4 separate regions of the Homo sapiens genome follow, and regions 1, 2 and 4 are each linked to region 3. The links are chromatin contacts, found by Hi-C or POLR2A ChIA-PET in ENCODE. All regions are on one chromosome and are shown on one strand. Each heading gives the region's core, a stretch centred on a gene start or an enhancer-like site at or near the end of the contact. The rest is flanking DNA. Distances are from core to core; before and after follow the strand shown. Region 1 holds the start of MED25 (mediator complex subunit 25). Region 2 holds the start of C19orf73 (chromosome 19 open reading frame 73). Region 3 holds the start of FLT3LG (fms related receptor tyrosine kinase 3 ligand). Region 4 overlaps PPFIA3 (PPFI scaffold protein A3).

Region 1 (3,158 bases), core at 208-2,707, 340 kb before region 3:
AAGGAGGACAGGGGTAGACGGAAAAAGAGAGGACAGAAAGGGGACAATCACACAGGGAGTACAAGGTGGCTGCTGGAGCTCAGCCAGGCCTCCCTGAATGGGAAGGTTTTTCCTACTTCTAAACTGATGGCAACATTGCTGAGCACACAGAAGCCACCACAAAAGTGACTTCTGACAAAAACACAATCACCCTCAAAGTCCTTTCAATCCCTTAATGTATGAGATGTTTCCTGCAGCTCAAACCCAAGCCATCGCTCATTCACGGCCCCTCGCAGGGACCCCAACCACCCCAAGCCATTACTTATTCACAGCCCCTCACGGGGACACCAACCACCCCAAGCCATCACTTATTCACAGCCTCTCACGGGGACACCAACCACCCCAAGCCATCACTCATTCACGGCCCCTCACAGGGACCAGCAACCCACCCCAAGTGGGGGAAAGCTCACTTAATGCCATCGAGCCAGGTGACAAACTCATAGGCGCTGCTGGTGGGAGCGTGACATTGTACGTAGGACTCGGGAGCGCAGTCCACTGTGTTGAACACCACGAGGCTGTACTGGGTCCCCCCATACTGGGAGGGGAGGACAGAAAACTTTTAATCTGGGACCTCAATTCCCTTTTCCCTTAGAGAAGGAATCAGGGCTCCCAGCTTCCCGTTCCTCCAGAACCAGGAACTCCTCAGCTTCCTCCTTCCTCAGACCCAGCAATCTCGGCCCCAGCCCCTTCTCCCTCAGACCCAGGAATCCAGGCCCCCGGCCCCTCCTCCCTCAGACCCAGGAGCCCAGGCCCCAGCACCTCCTCCCTCAGACCCAGGAATCCAGGCCTCAGCTCCTCCTTTCTCAGACCCAGCAGTCCAGACGCCCAGCCCTTCCTCCCTCAGACCCAGGGATCTGGGCCCCTAGCTCCCTCCTCCCTCGGACCCAGGAATCCGGGCCCCAGCGCCTCCACCCTCAGACCCAGGAGTCCAGGCCCCCAGGCCCTCCTCCCTCAGAACAAGGAGTCCAGACCCCCAGCCCCTCCTCCCTCAAACTCAGGAGTCCAGGCCCAGCCCTTTCTCCCTCCCTCAGACCCAGGAGTCCAGGCCCCCGGCCCCTCCTCCCTCAGGCCCAGGAGTCCCTAGACTCACGTCTCCCCCGAAGTCCGTCTCAGCAGGAGGACCACCATTAAAATACCTGTGAGGGTAGGAAGTGAAAGGTCGGAGTCAGGCAAGAAACTGTGCGAAACTGAAGTGGGAGGGCGGGGTTAGAGTCGCGGAAACAGCACTCACTCGATGGCCGGGAGCAGGTAGTGCTTGCGGAGCCCCTCGAAGTAGGGTCCCAGGTTGGCCGTACCCTCAATCACAAACACCACGTCGGCCACCACGCTCCCGGCGCGGGCCGGGCCCTCGGACCCGGGGACCATACCCCGTGCGGTACCCGCCACCACCACTGCAGCCGCAGCCGACGCCGCGGAATGAGCAGAAATGCGCCTGCGCCGCGCGCGCGCTCGCGTCGGGCGGTTTAGGGCTGCTGGGAATGCTGCCATGTTTGTGCGGGGCACGCGCTGAGGCTTCGTTCTAGCTCCATCCTCCTTCGCCCCCACCGCGTGGAAGACTCAGAAAGGGCATAGTTAGCCCTTCTAGGGGCCTGATGGGTTAGACGGAATTATTGTCAAAAGCTAAATAAATTGAAAGCGGCTCAGTCAGCCGCCATCTTTGAGCGGGGCGTCCAGGTCCGCCTCTTGTCTCAAAGGGAGGGGCAGGAGACCTGGTTGCTATGCAACGCGTACGCTGCCCTTGTTTTCGTTTTTGTGTTTTGTTTTTTGTTTGTTTGTTTTTTCGAAACGGGAGTCTCGCCCTGTCGCCCAGGCTGGAGTGCAGTGGCGCGATCTCGGCTCACTACAACCTCCGCTTCCCGGGTTCAAGCGATTCTCCTGCCTCAGCCTCCCGAGTAGCTGGGATTACAGGTGCCCGCAACCACGCCCCGCTAATTTTTGTATTTTTAGTAGAGAAAGAGTTTCACCCTGTGGGCCAGGCTGTTCTCGAACTCCTGACCTCAAGTGATTCGCCCGCCTTGGCTTCCCAAAGTGCTGAGATTACAGGCGTGAGCCACCGCGCCGGGCCCGCTGCCCTTGTTTTGTAACCGTTAGATTAAGTTTCTGGTTCTGTTCTTTCGGGCGTGGGGACTAGGGGAGGGACGCGAGAAGGATCCAATCACATCGGCGGAAACGAGGTTACTAGGCGACGCTTTAAGGTCGTCCTCAACTTGGAAGGGAGGGCAGTTGTTTTCCCCCCCGAAAAGAAGCCGAACACCAAACCAAGTGCGGGTTGCTAAGCAACACCTGAGCGTTGTTTTCTGGGAGAGGAGCCAGAAACTGGCTTAGAACGTAAATACATTCCAGGTGGATTAAAAATGTAAGTGCAACAAATGAAACCCGAAAACTATCTGAAGGGAAAAAATCTTAATGACTGCCATGGAGTTTCTTAGCACTACAGCAAAGTTAGAAAACGTAGTCTTCATTAATTTTTCCCAAAAGACTGTATAAACCAAGTTGAAAAATATACGGCCAACTGGGAAAATCTTTCTAGCGTGTTTGTTGACAGAAATGTACTACGCAAATAAATCTTACTGATGAATAACAATATAGAAAAATAGAAACACTTCATTACTATTATCTTTTAATTTTAATTTTTATTTTTTGAGGCAGGGTCTCTTTCTGTTGTGCAGGTTGAAGTGCAGTGGCCCAATCTTGGCTCACGGCAGCCTCTACTCGCACTGGAGCCACTCTTCAGCCTGTGGAGCAGCTGGGACCACAGCCGCGCACTACCACTTCCAGCTAATTTTTAAATTTTTTGTAGAGATGGGGTCTCACTGTGTTGCTCTGGCGTGTCTCAAACTCCTCGGCTAAAGCGATCCCAGGTGTTAGCCATCGTGCCCTGCCACTTTATATTTGTTTTAATAGAAAGAAACCTGACCAGGGCCGGACGCCGTGGCTCACGCTTGTAATCCCAGCACTTTGGGAGGCCAAGGCGGGCAGATCACCCGAGGTAAGGGGTTCAAGACCAGCCTGGCCAACATGGTGAAACTCCTTCTAACTACTAAAAATAAAAAAATTAGCCGTCCTGGTGGGCGTCTGTAATCCCAGCTACTTGGGAGGCTGAGTCAGGAGATTCTCCT
Region 2 (3,124 bases), core at 250-2,749, 360 kb after region 3:
CTGGGTGCCAGGAGGCTAAGTCTGTGTGTCTGCAGGGCACAGCGGGGTTCTAAGCAGAGCAAACGCTGGGGAACAGGATTCCTAGGTGCTGACGGGGTGAGGGCTACCACCTGGGGCCAGCAGAGGTGTAGACACGGACAGGCTTCCCGAACGGGGTGGGAGCTGCATCCCCGGGTGCCATGGTCCCCACGGCGACCAGAATAGGAAAATTCAGAAGCCCTGGATCCTCAGGGAGCAGCTGGAGTCCCAGGAACCTGGGGTGCCGAGGACGGGGCCACGAGCCTGGCCGGCAGAACCCAGAGGCTGGGGCGCCCTGGTCGGGGAGGGCCCGGGTATTCCCGGGTCAAAGGCGCGGCGGGGGGATCCCCGCGCCGCCTGCGCCCCCTCCCTGGTGGCGGCGGCAGGAGGTGGGGGGAGGCGAGGCTGCCGAGCGCGCTGACCATGGACAGCTCCAGAGCGGGCCTGTGTCCAGGGCGGCCGCCGAGCCTGCCTGGACCGTGGGACGCAGCCGGCTGTGCAAGCCCGAGGCTGGCGACGGGAGACGGAGTGCGCGAAGCGGGGACGATGCGGACGCGTCTGGGGAGTCTGGCACCGCCGCGGCGGGTGTCTGGAGCTCCCAGGACAGGGTCAGGAAGGGGGATCTAGGCTCTAGGAGGGGTCCCGGGGCCGGACCGGGAAATCCAAGCTCCTGGGCCCTGGAGGAGGCGCGAGGCGGCGGTGCGCCCGGGATTCTAGGGTTCGGTCGGGGACTCTGGGCGCCGGGAGGGGCACGCCTGAGTCCCCGGGGTTGGGGTGTGAAATCTGGGCTCGGGGGTCCCCTGGGATGAGGAAGGGAATCCGGGATCTCGGGGAGGCGGGGGAGGCTCGCCAAGGGGTCCCCAGGGTGGGCGCTGCCAGGAGGGCCGGGCCGGGCTCTTACCTGCCTGGTCCGCGGCGGCTGCGGGCGGAGCTGGGCTGCAGGAGGGACGTGGGGTGGAGTGGGGGGGCCGGGCGGGGCCCCTGGCAGCGGCCGGGGCCCGGCTCTGTCGCTTCGGAGCCCTGGAGCCCTGTCTCCGACGCTCGCGCGGGCTCCGCGTCTCTGGCTCCGGCTTGGGCGCTGGGGACCCCCCTCCCCCTCACGCTCTCACTGCCTTCTACCCCCAAAATAGCCCCCTGCCCCTGTCACCGATCAGCCTCCCCCCGCGAGGCCGCAGCCGCCAGATCCAGGGGTGCCCACCAGCGCCCCCCAAATCCCACCTTCCCCCCAAAAAAATTCCTCCTCCCTCCCCCTCCCCCCCCACGGCTCCCGGGCGGTCGTGGCCCCTTTAACAGGAGACTGACAGACGGCGAAGAGCGGCCAATGGGAGAGAGCGTCGGCGCCGGCCGGCGACTAGACCCCGCCTCCACACCGGCCGGGAGGGGTCGCGCGGGCGGAGAGCGAGAGGCGGGGCATAAGGCGCGTCGACCAATAGGCACGCGGCGTGAGGCGGCTGGGGCGGGAGGCGGAGCCCGGCAGGGGGATGATGTCACCTGGAGCGAGTAGCGCGCGGCGTGGAACGCGAGTCGCGACCCCGGCTCCCGGCAGTGGCGCGCACTAGCCCTCGCGCCGCACGGGACACGAGGGCTGGGCGGGCAGCGGGATGAGGCTAAAGGTTGGATTTCAAGGCGGGGGCTGCTTCCGGAAAGACGCGCTGTGTTTGGAAGGTGGAGTGAGCGCCCGGTGGGCGAGGGCACCTCATTCTGCACCCCTGCGCCCGCCTCGGGAACTGCACGCGGCACCCCCACCCGCGACTCCCACGCAGACAGTAGTGCGGCCTGCAGGGTTCCCCCGGCGGACGAGGCTAATGGTTCGCTCCGCCCCGCCCACACAGAGGCCGCCCACTGGCTCCGGCTGCGTTTCAGGACTCTGGAGGAAGGGACTTGGCCTTCGCCCTCAGACGCTCTTAAGGGTAGGCAGCGTTGTCCTCAGTTCTGCCCCAGCACTCAGACCCAGACTGGGTCCCTGCCTCCGCCCTCCGCCCTCGGACTAGTCTCTTGGAAGCCGGCCTGTCTCCGCCTTCAGACCTAGGGAGAGGTCTTAACCTCTGTTCTCAGACTCTGGAAAAGGCTTCTCAACGGCTTGGCCTGACCTCAGCTCCTCGCATTCCCTCCACATCTCAAGACACCAACCCAGGGATGCAGGACAGACACACAGACACTCAGTGAGGGTCAAATATCTTTAAATAAAGTGCCAGGAACAATAAATACTGTACAGGAAGAGAGTGCACGTGAACGTCCAGATCTGTGGTTTCAACCTCGAGACTCCAAGGACCTGCAAGGGGGGTGGACAAGGGACCCGGGATCAGGGAGGCTCCGGGTAGACAAGAGGGGCAGGACTGGGGTTGCAGAGGCAAGGGCCCAGGTAAGTGGGCTGAGGGATCCCAGCCACAGTAGGTTCCGTATCTTGGGATGGAAGGAAGCTAAGGGCTCCCCAGGGGATTTGGCCAAACTAGCCTGGGGTGAGAGCCTGGGCCAAGGGTCAAGGGTCAGGATCCCAGAGGAGGGGCCAGGGCTGGAAGATCCAGGAAGCACTGGCCTGGTTTGGGAGCCTGGGGTTAAAGGGAGCCCGTGGAGGCCCCAGGGGTGTGGTGACCCAGGGGCTCACGAGTAGCTCTGATGCTGTTGGCGCCGGCGGGCAGAGCGCATCTTCTCGAACCGGGCCTCCATCTCCTCCAGCACTCGCGGTGTGTAACGGACAACCAGCTTCACCGAGCCCTGGGCCGCCTTCAGCAGCTCCACCGCCTTCTCATGCTGCTCACCCTCAACGCTCTGCAGGGCCCAACACAGACAGCTGAGCCTGGGGCCCGCTGCCCTCGTCCAGCCCCCACTGGGAGATGGGACCCACTGCTAGTGAGCCTGGTGCCAGCCCTGAGATGTCAATGCCTCATGTCCTCCTCGTGGGAGTCATTAACTCCTGGTTCAGTGTCCTCCTCCAAAACCTCCCAGGATTCCCATGTCAGGGACAGCCCCGTGTTCCCTCAGTCCCTGGCCAAACGTCCAGACCCATCTTTGTGGCCTCCCTGCCCACAGCCCACTAATGTCCGCCCGCCTTGACTCCCTCTTTTTTGTCCCCACAGCCCTGGGCCAGCTCAGGCCTTGTCCTCTT
Region 3 (3,346 bases), core at 122-2,621:
GGGTGTCCTTCTGCCTCTTCCACACTTTCTGGAGACATGGCCCCATCTCTGCCTGTCTTTCCCGGTTTCTCTCTGCCTCTGGTCCAATGCTGTCCAGTTTGCATCCCCCTCTGCCCCACCCCTCTCTCTCCCCATCTCCCCCACTCTGCTGGTCTCTCTCCAACCACCTCATCTTCACGTCTGGTTTCCTCGCCCGGGTTCCTCCAGCTCTGTCCCTCCCTCTGCCTTCTACACCACTGTTGCCTGCTTCTCTCTTGATCTTGGTCCACGTCCTCTTCATTTGTTCTTGGCTCTGTCCACCTTCCCTCTCCTCTGTCCATCTCCCCCCTTTTCTGTCCATCTCCCCCTCCTCTGTCCATCTCCCCCCTCCTCTGTCTCTCTTCCTCTCCTCTGTCCGTCTCCCTCCTCCTGTCCACCTCCCCCTCCTCTTCATCTCCCTCTCCTCTGTCCATCTCCCCCTCCTGTCCATCTCCCCTCTCCTCTGTCCATACCCCCTCCTCTCCATCTTCCCTCCTGTCCATCTCCCCCACCTCTGTCCATCTCCCCCTTCTCTGTCCATCTCCCTCCTCCTGTCCACCTCCCTCCTCTTTATCTCCCTCTCCTCTGTTCATCTGCCCTCTCCTCTGTCCATCTCCCCCTCCTCTGTCCATCTCCCCGCTCCTGTCCATCTCCCACTCCTCTCTATCTCCCTCTCCTCTATCTCCCCCTCCTCTGTCCATCTCCCCATCCTCTGTCCATCTCCCCCTCCTCTGTCCGTCTCCTCTCCTATCCATCTCCCCTCACATCTGTCCATCTCCCCTCCTATTTCCTCGTCATCTGTCCATCTGTTCTCCCGTCCATCTCCCCTCATCTCTGCCCCATCCTGACATTGTGCCTCCCCTCTCCCCTGATCTTGTCCCTGGGGTTTACGCACTGTTGGGCTCCAGGCTGGCGCCAGCACTGTCATTTCGGCCGGGGGCCCCTCATGCCTCCTGTCGCCGGGTCTTGGAAGGGACAGAAGAACAAGTCTCGGACCCTCATGCCCCAGCCCCTGCCCTGCCCGCCCCTTTGCCTCCCCGCCCCTCCCGCGTCCCATTGATGTGGCTGAGTTTCCGCCCCTTCCTCCCCCAGGCTTCCTGCGTCTGCCCCAGTTACGGTGAAAACTCTTCATCTCCACTTCTAAGAACCTCGACGTCTGGTCCCCAGAACCCTCCCCAGGTTAGGGACCCGGGAACCCAGCCCCCCACCCTCTGCTCCCCCTGCCCCAGGAGTGGGGACCCTGGCTCCGCCCCTTGGGGACCTAGAGTCCAAGTCTCCTCACGCACCAGGCTTGCCCCAGTTGGGTGTGGAAGGGGCCAAGCCGGGTGACAGCCAGAGACCGAAAGTGAAAGGAAATTTTTGGGGGGAGACAGTCAAGGGGTGGAATCTGGGCCCAGGCGGAGCGCGCCCCCTGGTGGTGAGAGGCGGCCGCTCACGCCGCAGATGGCGCGTTCTCCGGACGCCCCGCAGCGGGGGCTGCAGTGGGGCTGACTCCCTGGGTGGCACGCCCAGTGCATGGTGAGCTGGGGCTGGAACCCGGATCTGTCTCTGGGAACTCGCAGTTGCTGTGTCTTACCGTCCTCCGGGCCCCAACTTTGCCCCGCCAAGGCTTGGCACACAGGACTCAGGATGCATCTTGTCACATTGGGCCTGGCAGGTGTCGCCCTAGCACTAGCTTTATCACTGTGGGAGCTTGGCCAGCCCCTTGACCTCTCTAAGCCTCGGCTTCTCCAACTCCAAACTGAGGGGTGAGGTGGTACATGAGACAAAATAGAAGCTCTCTTCCACATCTGTGGATCTCTGAATCTCTGAAGCATTTTTTTTTTTTAGATGGGGTCTCACTCTGTTGCCCAGGCTGGAGTGCAGTGGCACAGTCTCGGCTCACGGCAACCTCCGCCTCCTGGGCTTAAGCAATTCTTGTGCCTCAGGCTCCCAAGTAGCTGGAATTGCAGGTGCGTGCCACCATGCCCGGCTAATTTTTGTATTTTTAGTAGAGACGAGGTTTCACTATGTTGGCCAGGCTGATCTCGAACTCCTGACCTCAGGTGATCAGCCTGCCTCGGCCTCCCAAAATGCTGGGATTACAGGTGTGACCCATCACGCCCATCCTGAATCTCTTGCTCACCCATCTGATCCGTGGCAGACTGTCCTGAAACATCTGCTGCCCCCACCCCCCCAGCAGGAGGATTCGAGGTCCCATCCTGGGGAACTCGGACATGGCCACACTCACTTTGGCCAGTCACATGAGGGTGGAGGTGACAGGTGTCACTTCTGAATGGAAGTCTAAGGGACCGGGGAGTGGATGGTGGAGGATGCATGGAGAGAGCGCCTCTATCAGCCAAGTTTCCTGTGCCACTCGGAGGAGCACAGGGATCCTGCCAGCCCCGGATGAGCACAGGGAGTGTAAGCAACAAACTAATGTTGTGGTTGTGGCCCACGCAGATTCGGGGGTTATGTGTTACTGCAGCAAAGCCTCGCCCGTCCTGGCCTTCATCATCCATTTCCCTTCCCTGATCCCTCTGCCTGCCTCACTTCCTGTTCAGCCTGGGTTAGCTGCCTTGTCGCACCCAATGGTCAGACCTTCCATCTGGCTAGAAAGATTTAAATGAAGCAGAGAGGCAGAGATACAAGCCCCAATAGCTCATGTGGCCCATGGACAAAGGACCTGCTCTAGCTCCTTCCTGACCAAGTCCTGGGGCCCCTCAATGTGTGTCCTGCCCTATCGCCCTATTGCCTCTAGGGAATCTCTGTAGCCTTCCAGAAGACTCCTCTCTCTCTCTCTTTTTTTTTTGAGACCGAGTCTCGCTGTGTTGCCCAGGCTGGAGTGCAGTGGCACGATCTTGGCTCACTGCAAGCTCCCCCTCTGCCTCCCAGGTTCAAGCAATTCTCCTGCCTCCCAGATAGCTGGGATTTCAGGTGCCGCCACCACGCCTGGCTAATTTTTATAATTTTAGTAGAGACGGGATTTCACCATGGTGCCCAGGCTGGTCTCAAACTTCTGACAAGTGATCCACCCACCTCGGCCTCCCAAAGTGCTGGGATTACAGGTGTGAACTGCCACACCTAGTCCGGAAAACTCTCATTTTTTTTTTCTTTGAGATGGAGCCTTGCTCTGTTGCCCAGACTAGAGTGAAGTGTGTGCTCTCAGCTCACTGCAACCTCTGCCTCCTGGGTTCGAGTGATTCTTCTGCCTCAGCCTCCTGAGTAATTGGGATTACAGGTGCCCGCCACCACACCCAGCTAATTTTTGTATTTTTAGTACAGACAGGGTTTCACTGTGTTGGCCAGGCTGCTCTCAAACTCCTGACCTCAGGTGATCCGCCTACTT
Region 4 (3,152 bases), core at 645-3,144, 330 kb after region 3:
ATTAACAACAATGTGAATGCCCTTAGGTGTGATAAAGGATGTGGTGTTTACAAGGAAGAAAAAGACCCACTAAAGTAATTTTGGGGGCTAAGATGTTATGACTTTCTCCAATTACATTCAAGTACAGGTCTCTGAGCATCCCCAACCTGAAAATCCAAAATCCAAAATGCTCCAAAATTCTAAACTTTTTTTTTTTTGGATGCACTCTTTCTCTGTCACCCAGGCTGCAGTACAGTGGGACAATCACAGCTCACTGCAGCCTCGACCTCCTGGGCTCAAAGGATCCTCCCACCTCAGCCTCCTGAGTAGCTAGGACTACAGGTATACGCCACCACACCCGACTAATTTTTGTATTTTTAGTAGAGATGGGGTTTTGCCATGTTGCCCAGGCTGGTCTCGAACTCCCGGGTTCAAGAGATCGGCCATCCAAAGCCTCCCAAAATGCTGGAATTACAGGTGTGAGCCACAGTGCTTGGCCCTAAACTTACGTGCTGACACGAAGCCACAAGAGGAAAATCCCCCACCTGACCTCATGTGACAAGTCACAAACAAAATGCAGTCAAAACTTTGTTTCATGCACAAAGCTATTTAAAATATTGTAGGCCGGGCACGGTGGCTCACGCCTGTAATCCCAGCACTTTGGGAGGCTGAGGCAGGTGGATCACGAGGTCAGGAGTTCAAGACCAGCCTGGCCAAGATGGTGAAACCCCATCTCTACTAAGAATACAAAAATTAGCAGGGCGTGGTGGTGGGCGCCTATAATCCCAGCTACTCGGAAGGTTGAGGCAGAGGATTGGAATTGCTTGCACCCAGGAGGCAGAGGTTGCAGTGAGTCGAGGTCGCACCATTGCACTCCAGCCTTGGCGACAAAGCAAGACTCCCATCTCGAAAAAATAAAATAAAAATAAAAAATAAAATATTGTATAAAATTCTTTTTAGGCATGTGTATGAGATGCATATGAAACATAAATGAATTTCATGTTTAGGCTTGGCTCCCATCCCCAAGATATTTCATTTATATGCAAATATTCAAAAAAAACTTTTTAAAATCAGAAATTCTAAACACTTCTGGTCCCACGTATTTCAAGTAAGGGACACTCAACCTGTACTCCCCACTCCCCGCCTCCACCCCACACACACAACAGAGCAAGTACAGCAAAAGTTTGAGAATCGCTGAACTGGGTACACATGATTTTCTGTATGTTTGAAATGTCTCGTAATCAAAAGTTGGAACGAGGGCCAGGCGTAGGGGCTCACGCCTGTAATCTCAACACTTTGGGAGGCCGAGGCGGGCGGATCACCTGAGGTCGGGAGTTCAAGACCAGTCTGGCCAACGTGTCAAAACCCTGTCTCTACTAAAAATACAAAAATTAACTGGGCGTGGTGGCGGGCGCCTGTAATCCCAGCTACTCAGGAGGCTGAGACAGGAGAATGGCTTGAACCCGGGAGGCAGGGGTTGCAGTGAGCGGAGATAGCGCCATTGCACTCCAGCCTGGACAACAAGAGCGAAACTCTGTCTCCAAAAAAAAAGGAAAGAAAAGATAAAATAATTAGAAGGCAATAAATGCTATGGGGAAAATTAGAAGGTGCTGATATGCCGGAATGATGGGGAAACTCGTTTAGCTGACAAAGAAAGCTTCTTAGAGGTGGTGACATTTGAGTGGGACAGCAAATGCCGAGGAGAGGGAGAGAGTCAGGGAAGGAGGTGGCCTGGGCCCCTCCTGGAGTACCACAGGGACGGACCACAGGCCAAGTTAGGAGTGGAGGGGAGGCTGAGGGGGGTAAAAGCCAATGAGAAGCAGGGTCGTGGGACAGGGGAGTGAGCAGGCCCAGGATTGGCTAGACTGAGGGCAAGAGGCGGGGCTCTGAGGAAGCGAAGGCTGGAATTGGCCGCCGGACACTCACAGTGCGGGAGGAGGCGGGGGCTGAGGGCGAGGTGAGCGAGACCATCTCCTGGATGGCGAGGCGTAGCTTGAGTCGGTGCAGCGGGTTGCTGATGCCGATCTCGCGCTGGATCTCCGTGTCTGACAGGTTGGCCATGATGGCACCGCTCTTGACATTGGCCCGGCAGGCGGCCACATACCAGGCAGGCATGCCCACCCACAGCTGCAGCGGAGGGACAGAGGGACAGAGGGGACAGAGGGACAGAGGAGGAGAAAATCGGAGAGATGGGGGAACAGGGAGGTGGGGAAAGGCAAGGGGGTGGGGAGCGAAACAGAGACGTGGGAAAGTTCGCAAGGAGAAGAAACAGGACAAGGAAAAGAGACGTGGACGAGATGAGGGAGAGTCCGAGGGAGACAAATAGGGAGAGAAACGGGGGGCGGGGGGCGGGTGGGGGAAGAGGGAGAGGGAGAGAGAAAGAGAGAGAGAGAGAAAGAAATAGAGAGAGAGAAATAGAGGGTGGGGAGAGACAGGAAGCCGGAGACAGGGAGACATCGGCAGGGCGATCGGAGACATGAGGAGAAATATGGGGAATGACAAAAGCGTGGTCAGAGATGGGAATGGTGCCGAAAAATAGAGACAGAGAATCCAGAAAGAGAGAGTAGAGAGAACGACAGGAGACCATGACCCAGGTGGGCAAGGCCAGAGTGGCAGGGGCAGAAGGAGAAGGAGAAAGAAACTGTTTAGGTGAACAGGAAGCCCGAGCCCTCCTGGGTCCTCACCTGCCAGGCCCATGGCCACCCCCACCTCTGGGCTAGAAGCAGGGTGCGCCAGGAGGACCAGGCAGCCCCTACCAGTGGGGCTGTCAGAGGGGTTGGGGACCAACAGTCAGGGCATTTCTGGGCCCCAGTACCTCCAGCCAGGACACCACGGTGGGCCCGTCCCAGGCAGCAAAAGGTAGGCCCTGGCGGCAGGCCTCCTCCAGGAGTTCATGCCTGTAAGGGTGAAGGGGCCAGGATAGAAGCTGTCAGGGATGGAGACCCCCTGCTCTGTGGATGGCCCCCATCAGCACACATACACACACACACACATGCACATACGCACACGCAGCTTTTATGAATGTACAAAACACGGCAGAAGGTCAAAAAATACATGTGAATCTGTAAATCCTCTCCCCCCAACCCCTATCAAAAGAGAGAACAAAATAAGAAAAACAAAAGAAACAAAAAATATAATATAAATGTAAAAAATACAAAAAAAATTTTTAAAAA

The links. Hi-C counts contacts between places; a loop is a spot of excess contacts on that map. ChIA-PET counts read pairs that join two places held with the same protein, here RNA polymerase II (POLR2A). Pooled maps may share reads with other maps.
Region 1: a loop to region 3 is called in a pooled map, with 6 times the contacts of the local background. The contact joins the promoter of MED25 here to the promoter of FLT3LG in region 3. A Hi-C loop is called at or near these places in 9 of 50 pooled maps. POLR2A ChIA-PET finds 5 or more read pairs at or near these places in 2 of 52 experiments (T-cell and activated CD4-positive, alpha-beta T cell).
Region 2: a loop to region 3 is called in a map of naive thymus-derived CD4-positive, alpha-beta T cell, with 3 times the contacts of the local background. The contact joins the promoter of C19orf73 here to the promoter of FLT3LG in region 3. A Hi-C loop is called at or near these places in 1 of 168 maps with a recorded cell type or tissue (naive thymus-derived CD4-positive, alpha-beta T cell) and 8 of 50 pooled maps. POLR2A ChIA-PET finds 5 or more read pairs at or near these places in 4 of 52 experiments (A549, H1, HEK293T and 1 more).
Region 4: a loop to region 3 is called in a pooled map, with 5 times the contacts of the local background. The contact joins the enhancer-like site here to the promoter of FLT3LG in region 3. A Hi-C loop is called at or near these places in 4 of 50 pooled maps. POLR2A ChIA-PET finds 5 or more read pairs at or near these places in 4 of 52 experiments (WTC11, activated T-cell and naive thymus-derived CD4-positive, alpha-beta T cell).

Annotation. Positions count from the first base shown.
Region 1 is chr19:49,816,588-49,819,745 of GRCh38, reverse strand. MED25 (mediator complex subunit 25) reads right to left here and starts at 1,457. Exons shown (of 18, transcript NM_030973.4): 1 at 1,271-1,457; 2 at 1,130-1,175; 3 at 450-574. The coding sequence starts at 1,404. RefSeq lists silencers at 1,249-1,408, 1,335-1,501 and an enhancer at 1,539-1,898.
Region 2 is chr19:49,117,518-49,120,641 of GRCh38, reverse strand. C19orf73 (chromosome 19 open reading frame 73) reads left to right here and starts at 1,499. Exons shown (of 1, transcript NM_018111.3): 1 at 1,499-2,240. The coding sequence starts at 1,620. The coding sequence ends at 2,009. LIN7B (lin-7 cell polarity scaffold B) reads right to left here. Exons shown (of 6, transcript NM_022165.3): 5 at 2,624-2,787; 6 at 2,182-2,290. The coding sequence ends at 2,269. It overlaps PPFIA3 (PPFI scaffold protein A3), which reads right to left and starts at 1,098. Exons shown (of 30, transcript NM_003660.4): 1 at 920-1,098. RefSeq lists enhancers at 1-314, 1,677-2,188 and a silencer at 1,268-1,487.
Region 3 is chr19:49,472,240-49,475,585 of GRCh38, reverse strand. FLT3LG (fms related receptor tyrosine kinase 3 ligand) reads right to left here and starts at 1,371. Exons shown (of 9, transcript NM_001459.4): 1 at 1,305-1,371; 2 at 914-983. The coding sequence starts at 946. RefSeq lists a silencer at 913-992.
Region 4 is chr19:49,141,758-49,144,909 of GRCh38, reverse strand. It overlaps PPFIA3 (PPFI scaffold protein A3), which reads right to left. Exons shown (of 30, transcript NM_003660.4): 20 at 2,795-2,876; 21 at 1,906-2,106. Among named protein-coding and RNA genes, the nearest start is that of HRC, 12 kb to the left of the region's middle. RefSeq lists an enhancer at 2,665-3,152. Within about 2 kb of position 1,894, at least 3 of the 41 ENCODE cell types and tissues checked have a DNase peak (open chromatin) inside an H3K27ac peak, as active enhancers do.